Linked DNA regions of Homo sapiens: region 1 is linked to region 2. Evidence: chromatin contacts called from ENCODE Hi-C or POLR2A ChIA-PET data. All regions are on one chromosome and are shown on one strand. The core of a region is the stretch at or near the end of the contact, and the rest is flanking DNA. Distances in the headings are between cores, read along the strand shown. Region 1 overlaps FOXJ2 (forkhead box J2). Region 2 overlaps SLC2A14 (solute carrier family 2 member 14).

The links. A loop is a pair of places that touch in the nucleus more often than their neighbours do. ChIA-PET counts read pairs that join two places held with the same protein, here RNA polymerase II (POLR2A). Pooled maps may share reads with other maps.
Region 1: POLR2A ChIA-PET joins it to region 2 with 17 read pairs in activated T-cell. The contact joins two enhancer-like sites. A Hi-C loop is called at or near these places in 4 of 50 pooled maps. POLR2A ChIA-PET finds 5 or more read pairs at or near these places in 8 of 52 experiments (A549, BJ, H1 and 4 more).

The regions. Positions count from the first base shown.
Region 1 is chr12:8,036,715-8,040,976 of GRCh38, forward strand. It overlaps FOXJ2 (forkhead box J2), which reads left to right. Exons shown (of 11, transcript NM_018416.3): 2 at 3,105-3,451. The coding sequence starts at 3,119. Among named protein-coding and RNA genes, the nearest start is that of FOXJ2, 6.1 kb to the left of the region's middle. RefSeq lists enhancers at 598-697, 2,206-2,335. Within about 2 kb of position 2,282, at least 26 of the 41 ENCODE cell types and tissues checked have a DNase peak (open chromatin) inside an H3K27ac peak, as active enhancers do.
Region 2 is chr12:7,841,415-7,845,587 of GRCh38, forward strand. All of the region lies in intron 2 of SLC2A14 (solute carrier family 2 member 14), which reads right to left. Among named protein-coding and RNA genes, the nearest start is that of SLC2A14, 29 kb to the right of the region's middle. RefSeq lists an enhancer at 856-1,740. Within about 2 kb of position 2,458, at least 4 of the 41 ENCODE cell types and tissues checked have a DNase peak (open chromatin) inside an H3K27ac peak, as active enhancers do.

The sequences.
Region 1 (4,262 bases), core at 1,032-3,531, 200 kb after region 2:
TTCACTTCCCTCCAGGGACGATGCTTTGGCAGGGTTTATGGGTTCATCTCTTTTATGGAAGGGGGAAACTGAGGCATCAAGACTTCACTGGGGGCCAGGCATGGTGTTTCACACCTGTAATCCCAGCACTTTGGGAGACCGAGATGGGTAGATCACCTGAGGTCAGGAGTTCAAGACCAGCCAGGCCAACATGGTGAAACCCCACCTCTACTAAAAATACAAAAAATAGCCGGGTGTGGTGGCGTGTGCCTATAATCCCAGCTACTCGGGAGGCTGAGAAAGGAAAATCGCTTGAACCTAGGAGATGGAGGTTGCAGTGAGCCGAGATCGCGCCACTGTACTCTATCCTGGGCCACAGAGCAAGGCTTCGTCTCCAAAAAGACAAAACAAAACAAAACAAAAACAAAAAACACTTCATCAGAGAGGCACGGATGGTTAGGGACAGTCCAGCAGGATTTGGAATAGAACCAAGGAACCTCAGTCTCTGAGGCTCTACATGCTGGGCTGCCCTTCACAAATGGGGAAGTGAAGAGGGTGAGGAAGTGGGATGGGTCAAAGGAGAACGGTGCGGAAAGATCAAAAGAATCAGATGCTACAAGCTGCTTGTAGCTGGTGAGATTTGAATATATTTTGAGTGCTGGGGGCTGTATCTGGAGGGCTGACTGGAAGGGGGCTGGAGAAAGGTTAAATTTAACCTCAGTGTCCTAACCTGGTGCTAGGGTAAGGGTAGGGAAGGGCGTAGAACAACTTGCAAAAGGCTGAGAGTGCTTCCCTTTCAGGAACTCACTGTGATTGGCATGTGCCAAATGGGTTCTTCTGTAAGCCCTCTAAACACTTTAAATCCACTCTCATGCCCCTGTCCAATGCTGGGAAAGTTGTTTCAAATGAACATCAACTGAAGGCCTCCGTGCTCTTAAGATGAAATTTCCTAGGGATCTTTAGAAGGAGATAAATAGGGAATAGGGCAGAAGTACTTTAGGGACCTCCCCATCTGGGGAGGACCCAGGAGGACCCTGGTCATTGGAAACCTGCTCATTGGCATGCCACTCTTCAGCTCAGATGACCCAGCTACAGGACTGTGATCCTGCTACAAGTATACAAGTATATATGTGATCTGCTATAGCCCAGGGACTGGGGTGTTTTGACTTAGTAGTATTGGAAGGTGTGAGGTTCCTGGAATGATTAAGTGTTCCTATTAGTTTCCAAGTTTCCATGGTTAGGGCAAGGTGGCAGTGGGATGAAGAGGATAGTGGGAGAGAAGCTAAGGATAAAGGGGAAACCCTTCATGACGCTATTTATAAACATGCCAGCCCCCCTCGCTCCGCCCCTTTTCTCCTGTCAAACAATTCTTGGGTTAGAGTTGCGTCTCTTGCTGCCCCCGCCCCTGAGGCACTAAGGTGTTTCCTTCAGCCTTGTGGAGTGAGTGTGTTGCTGGTTAGGAGCTGGGTACTTGTGCACACATGCAGATTGCCATCTGCGTGGGTGGGACCTTGGGGAGAGGGGAGTAAGTCAGAATGCTGACCCCTAGGAGAAAGGCTTAAGGGTCAAGGGCAGAAGAATCACTACCTAGGATAGAAGAGGGAGCTGAGACCCTGAAGGATGTGTTGGAGTCAGGAGAGAGGGGGACATGGTCCTATCTGCTGTTGAGCTTTGGCCTGCAAAGTGTGTGGATCTGTTGTATTTTATGGATACGCTTGTGCATATATCTGGCTGTGGATTTAGAGATCACTTACATCATACGTTTCTGTTCAGGATTCTGAACTTTGAGGCAATCTAGTCCTGGCTCCTCAGGAGAAGTGCCCTGGTGGGACTGAGGAAGACAATGTTAGCTGGCATCTGGCGGCTGTGCAGGCACAAACCTGCTAGGCAGCAAGTGCTTAGGGGGTTGCTGGCATCAGCTCTAGGGGAGTGCCAAATGGCTACCTAGGGGTTCCTGCCAGCCTTTCTAGACCCTGCAATACAGATATCACCCATCGTTCTTCACCTTCCCTCGCAAGATGTCACTAGCTATACCTCTCTGCTGGCAAGAGTGCCCAGGCAGTGTGGGTGGCAGCAGGGCGTGCAAGCATCAGGCGTAGGCGGTCTGGCAGCTCCAGGAGTTTGCATGGAGGTGCAGCGAGCGTGCCTGCCTGGCTGGGAAGGAAGGAGGGAGGAGGAGGGCGGAGAAGGGGAGCCAGCTCCGAGCTCCAGAGTGGCTATTTTTAGCCAGGCTATCTGATTGTTACCGGTAGGCACACAGCTGGGTGTCTCCCTGGCTCGGTGAAGCCCAGCAGGCTGAGAGGTGGGAGGTCCTTGTGGATGACTTCTTCCTGGTGTTGGTGTCTGTGGGCGGGAGCGTGCAAGGGGTAGCTTAAAAAGTGTGAGGGCAGCTGTGTACTTCAGGATGTGTTGCTTCTGTGTGTGACTTTGTCCTCTGGTGGTAATGTATGCTGTATATGTAATCGTGATCTCTGTGTATGTGCTTCACTGTTTATGAGTCTGTCTGCTGGTTGTCATGTATACTTTATGCCTGGGATATATCTAATATGCCTCAGGTGCACATGTGTGTGGGATAAAAAGGGCAAGTGCTCGTAATGCATCTAGTAGGAAACATCTTTAGACGTGTTGGTGTGTGCTTCATCCGTGTATGTTTGTATTTAGGTAGACTTTTGCTTTATATGTACGTTCGTGCCGTCTATCTGTGCATGTTGTATGAAAATATAACAGGTGTCACATGATTGCAGAATGGACTTTTAATTTTACCTGCTATCTAAGTGGGGTTTTTCTTTTTTCAAACCCATTCCTACATAGTTTAAAAATACTATGTTGTAGGGCTATGAGTAAGGTGAATTGAGGAAATAGCTCCATTTGGTGTGAAGTTTGGTCTCTTTTAGTCTTACATGGAGAGGCCCCTTGGCCCTGCTCCACAATAAGATGTAGGGTAACTAGCAGTCCATCATCTGGTAGATAGATCTGCTTGGGGATTCTGGGAACACCTGGTGGAAGGCCATGCCATGGGTGTCTTATGGGAATGAGAGTAGGAAGAAACTCTACTTCCCTCAAACAAAAGGATTTGAGTATTACTTGCCCCCAGTATTTTCGTCTCCTCTTTGTCTTCTCTGCAGAACCCAGAAGTACCATGGCTTCTGACCTAGAGAGTAGCCTCACCTCCATAGACTGGCTCCCCCAGCTGACCCTCCGAGCTACCATTGAGAAGCTTGGAAGTGCCTCCCAGGCTGGGCCTCCCGGGAGCAGCCGCAAGTGTTCACCAGGGTCACCCACAGATCCTAATGCCACCCTGAGCAAAGACGAGGCAGCAGTGCACCAGGACGGCAAGCCACGATACAGCTATGCCACTCTCATCACCTATGCCATCAACTCCTCTCCAGCCAAGAAGATGACCCTCAGCGAGATTTACCGCTGGATCTGTGATAACTTCCCCTATTACAAGAATGCTGGCATTGGTTGGAAGGTGGGAATGCTTCTATAATCTTGGCTTAGGTTTAGGCTTCAACAGCCTTTTTAGAGAAAAAGGTTTTGTTTCTTCTTGTAACCTGTTCAGTTTACTCTGGTTTGTCTCAGAGATGTGAAAACTTAAAATCTCATATGTTCTGCCCTCTACTTTTTTTTCAGAGTTGAACAACTTTTATAAGGTATATTAGGGAAACTCCAAGCCATTAAGTATAGTGATGGGGATGGCAGGACGCTGTTGCTCATCACACCCTCTTATCTTCTTTTTTTTTTTTGAGACAGAGTCTCGTACTGTCGCCTGGGCTGGGGTGCAATGGCATGATCTCGGCTCACTGCAACTTCCACCTCCCAGGTTCAAGCGATTTTCCTGCCTCAGCTTCCTGAGTAGTTGGGATTACAGGTGCCCGCCACCGTGCCCGGCTGATTTTTTGTATTTTTAGTAGAGATAGGGTTTCGCTATGTTGGCCAGGCTGGTCTCGAACTCCAGATCTCATTATCCACCCGCCTCAGCCTCCCAAAGTGCTGAGATTACAGGCATGAGCCACTGCACCCGGCCCACATCCTCTTGTCTTCTGATCCCTCAAAGAGGATATTCACTCATTTCACAAATGTTTATTGCCATTCTACGATGTTCCAGTCACTGTGCAAGGCATGGCATCACTCCTTCCTACCTAGAGGTAGGAGTCTAATCTAGAGCATCAGATTTCCATAGCTCCATTGCACAGTCATCATCTTTTGAAAAGCTGCATTCCAAGAAAAATCATAATATAATTAGGTTCTTTACAAACAGCTGGCTACCAAGCAAGTAATGA
Region 2 (4,173 bases), core at 1,208-3,707:
CATGCCCGGCTAATTTTTGTATTTTTAGTAGAGACGGGGTTTTGCCATGTTGGCCAGGCTGGTGTTGAACTCCTGACCTCAGAAGATCTGCCTGACTTGGCCTTCCAAAGTGCTAGGATTACAGGCGTGAGCCAGCTCGCCGAGCCACATCTGTCATGTTAATAATTGATGGGCTAATATTGATATATTATTATTACATAAAGTCCATAGTTTATATTCAAGTTCATTCTTTGTGTTGTATATTCTATAGGTTTGATAAATGTATGATATCATACGGAACAGCTTTACTGCCCTAAAAATCCCATGTTCCAGGCTGGGTGCAGTGGCTAACGCCTGTAATCCCAGAACTTTGGGAGGCCAAGGTGGGCAGATCACGAGGTCAGGAGTTCGACACCAGCCCAACCAACATGGTGAAACCCCATCTCTACTAAAAATATAAAATTAGCCGGGCGTAGTGGTGCATGCTTGTAATCCCAATTACTCAGGAGGCTGAGGCAGGAGAATTGACTGAACCCAGGAGGCAGAGGTTACAGTGAGCCGAGATTGCACCATTGCACTCCAGCCTGGGCAACAAGAGCGAAACTCTGTCTCAAAAGAAAAAAAAAAAAAAGATCCCATGTTCCACCTCCCTTCCCTACTCCTCCAACCCCTGGCAATCACTGATCTTTTTGCTGTCTTTTTGCATAGTTTTGCCTTTTCCAGAATGTCATACAGTTGGAGTCATACATTATGTAGCCTTTTCAGATTGGCTTATTTCACTTAGTGATATTCATTGAAGGTCCCTGCATGTCTTTTCGTGGCTCATTTCTTTTTATCACTGGATAATATTCCATTATTTGGATGCACCACAGTTTATCCCTTCACCTACTGAAGGACATCTTGGTAAGTTTTAGCAACTACGAATAAAACTGCTCTAAACATTCGTTTGCAGGTTTTCATGTAGATGCATGATTTCAACTCATTTATGTAAGTACCAAGGAGGGTGATTGCAGGATCACAGACAAGGGTTTTAAAAGTCATCTTCACTTGATCTTAGCCAAAAGGCCGAGAAGCGGGAAAAGACTTCTTCTATACAAGTGCCAATATATAAGCAACACAGATAATTGCTTGCATGAAGTGAAGACAGTTCTTTGAGTTCCTTAACTTTTCTCTAGCAGTGCTCTAAAGCTATAAATGTCCTTCTTTCTCTGTGTAGCTATCAGTGGGACACAATCACCAGGCTACCACCCCCCTCCCCCCACTCACAGGAAAACAGCTACATGATGACTGAAGTGCTTAGCTGACTCACATCTACTCTTTCTTTTTCTCTTTTTTTTTTTTTTGTTTTTTTTGTGATGGAGTTTCGCTCTTGTTGCCCAGGCTGGGGTGCAATGGTGCGATCTCGGCTCATCGCAACCTCCGCCTCCCGCGTTCAAGTGATTCTCCTGCCTCAGCCTCCCGAGTAGCTGTGATTACAGCCATGTGCCACCACACCCAGCTAATTTTATATTTTTAGTAGAGATAGGGTTTCTACATGTTGATCAGGCTGGTCTCGAACTCCCGACCTCAGGTGATCCGCCCGCCTCAGCCTCCCAAAGTGCTGGGATTACAGGTGTGAGCCACCGCGCCTGGCCACATAAATGTTTTAATATAGGCATGCAATGTAAAATAATCACCTCATGGAGAATGGGGTATCCATCTCCTCAAGCATTTATGCTTTGAGTTACCCCCTCATCTTTTTAGACCCTCAGACAACTTAGTCAGCTGACCAATCCTTCCTGAGAAATAAATGTTCTTTTTCACCCTTTTTTATGTCTTCCTGAGGAAGGCTGACGGTGAATGAAGCGCATTAGACTGAGAATAGCTGCTGAGTAGAAAGCCGGTGGGAAAACAGAGAATTTCCTGGAGGCATGGGAGGGGCACGCTGTAATGAGTGGGAATGTCACAGGCGCTGTTTCAAAAAGAGTGGATGAAAGCCTGAGAATGCGGCTGTAAAGGCTACTGGAAGGCTCCTCGGGCAGGGGACAGGATGTGAGCCCCTGGAATAGACTCATAAAAGAAAATGTTAGCACATACCATTGAATTCACTGAGACACATGAGAAAATATGGGAAAGTCGGAGAGTGGAAGAAAATGTAAAGACCCCCCTCCTCCCCAAAGAGTACGTTGTGTAGTGGGGTAGAGTGGAAAATCAATCCAAGAAAAGTAGCAAACGGACCCAAAGATGAAGAGGAAGAAAAGAAACAGCAACACGAAACGAAAAAAAAAGCCACCAGATTTGTTGCAACGTTGATGTAAACCTGGCCGTCTTCCTGAACCAGTGACCCAGGGTTTCCGCTTCCCTTTGCTGTCATCTTGCTCAAGTCTAGAAGCTGAAATATCATCATCAACTCGACATGAGGGGATAACCTCTGGATCCACTCATCAGATGCTCATCAGACGTTCCAATTACAAAACTGAACCTCTTCTTAGTGCTGGGGCGGTTAGAATGCAAACATTTCAAGAAAAAAACACATTGTTTTCTAGTGGTGATAGAATTGAGGGTGAGTTCTTCCTTCCTTTATTGTTGTCTTTTCTTTTATTTTTTTCTACTTTACTGAAGGGCACATGCAATAAAGCAGATAAAAATGCACTAATCTGGAGTTTACAGTTGGGTGAATATTTATATCTGTATTCACAGGCATAACCATTAACCAGATCAAGATCTAGATTCTTTAACATTTCTTGCTCCTCAAAAAGTTTCCTAGTGCTGGTTCCAGTCTATAGCCTCCTTCTCCAGAAGAAATTGCTATTTTTACTTCCGCCATCATCAATGAATTTTGTTGTTCTTGACCTTTAAATGGAACCATACAGTATGTACTCTTTTGTGCTCAGATGTTTTTTCACTGAGCATCGTGTCTACGAGTACTATGTGGTGGTGTTGGTAGTTCATTCCTTCTTACTGCTGAGTAGTATTCCACTTTTGGCTATGACAACATTTACTTATCTATTCTCCCACTGATGTATGCATCATTGTTTCCAGTTCGAGCTATTATAAACATTCCTGATATTTGCTGAATGTATGAATTCTTTTCTCTCGATTGTATACTTGTTGTATGCTTAGGAATGAGATTGCTGGGTTGCTATTTTTTGCCAGTAAATAGTAAACTCCTTTTTTTTTTTTAGACAGGGTCTCACTCTGTCACCCAGGCTGGAGTTCAGTGGCACAATCTCGGCTCATTGCAGCCTCCACCTCCCAGGTTCAAGCAGTTTTCGTGCCTCAGCCTCCCGAGTAGCTGGGATTACAGGCAAATGCCACCACATCCAGCTAATTTTTACATTTTTAGTAAAGAGGGGTTTCACCATATTGGCCAGGCTGGTCTCGAACCCCTGACTTCAGCTGATCCACCCGCCTTGGCCTCCCAAAGTGCTGGGATTACAGGTGTGAGCCACCGCACCGGGCTGTAAATCGTAAATTCTAAGCAAAAACAAGTGAGCTACATCTTTGTCTTAATATGTATATGGTATTTTAATAATCTTTTTATCCATTATTTCAATTGATCCTCAAAACTTTTGTGGTAAGTAAGTAAAGTAGTTAACATTATCACCATTTTATAGGTGCAAAAACTGAAAGAGAATTTAAATGATCAATTTAAGGTCAGAATATTAATAAGTTGTGAATTACGACTAGAAACTGCATTTTCTGATCCCTAGCCACGTTCATTTTTCCTTATACATTCTTTCTATTTCACTAGCCTCGTGAATGGAGAGGTCACCCAATCATCCCGTTTGCCCAGGACTATCTCAGTTTTAGCACTGAAAGTACCTGGGCAAACCTCTATGGTTGGTCATTTTACAAAACAAAGAAAGGGGTCAATGGATATCACAGCTTGCAAATGGCAGAGAAAAACAAAACCAACTTGATTTAGTCTATTCATGCTCCTCCATTCCCAAAGGAAAGTTATTTTTAATCAAGGAACAATAAAATAACCACACATTTATGTACTATGTATGTCAACTGTATTGCTTGACTTCGGAAATCATCTAGACTAGTGCTACTCAAATTGTGGTCCGGGGACCAGCAACATCAGAATCTCCCAGGATCCTGTTAGAAATGCAAACTCAAGGCCAGGCGTGGTGGCTTACGCCTGTAATCCCAGTACTTTGGGAGGCCGAGGCGGGTGGATCATGAGGTCAGTAGATTGAGACCATCCTG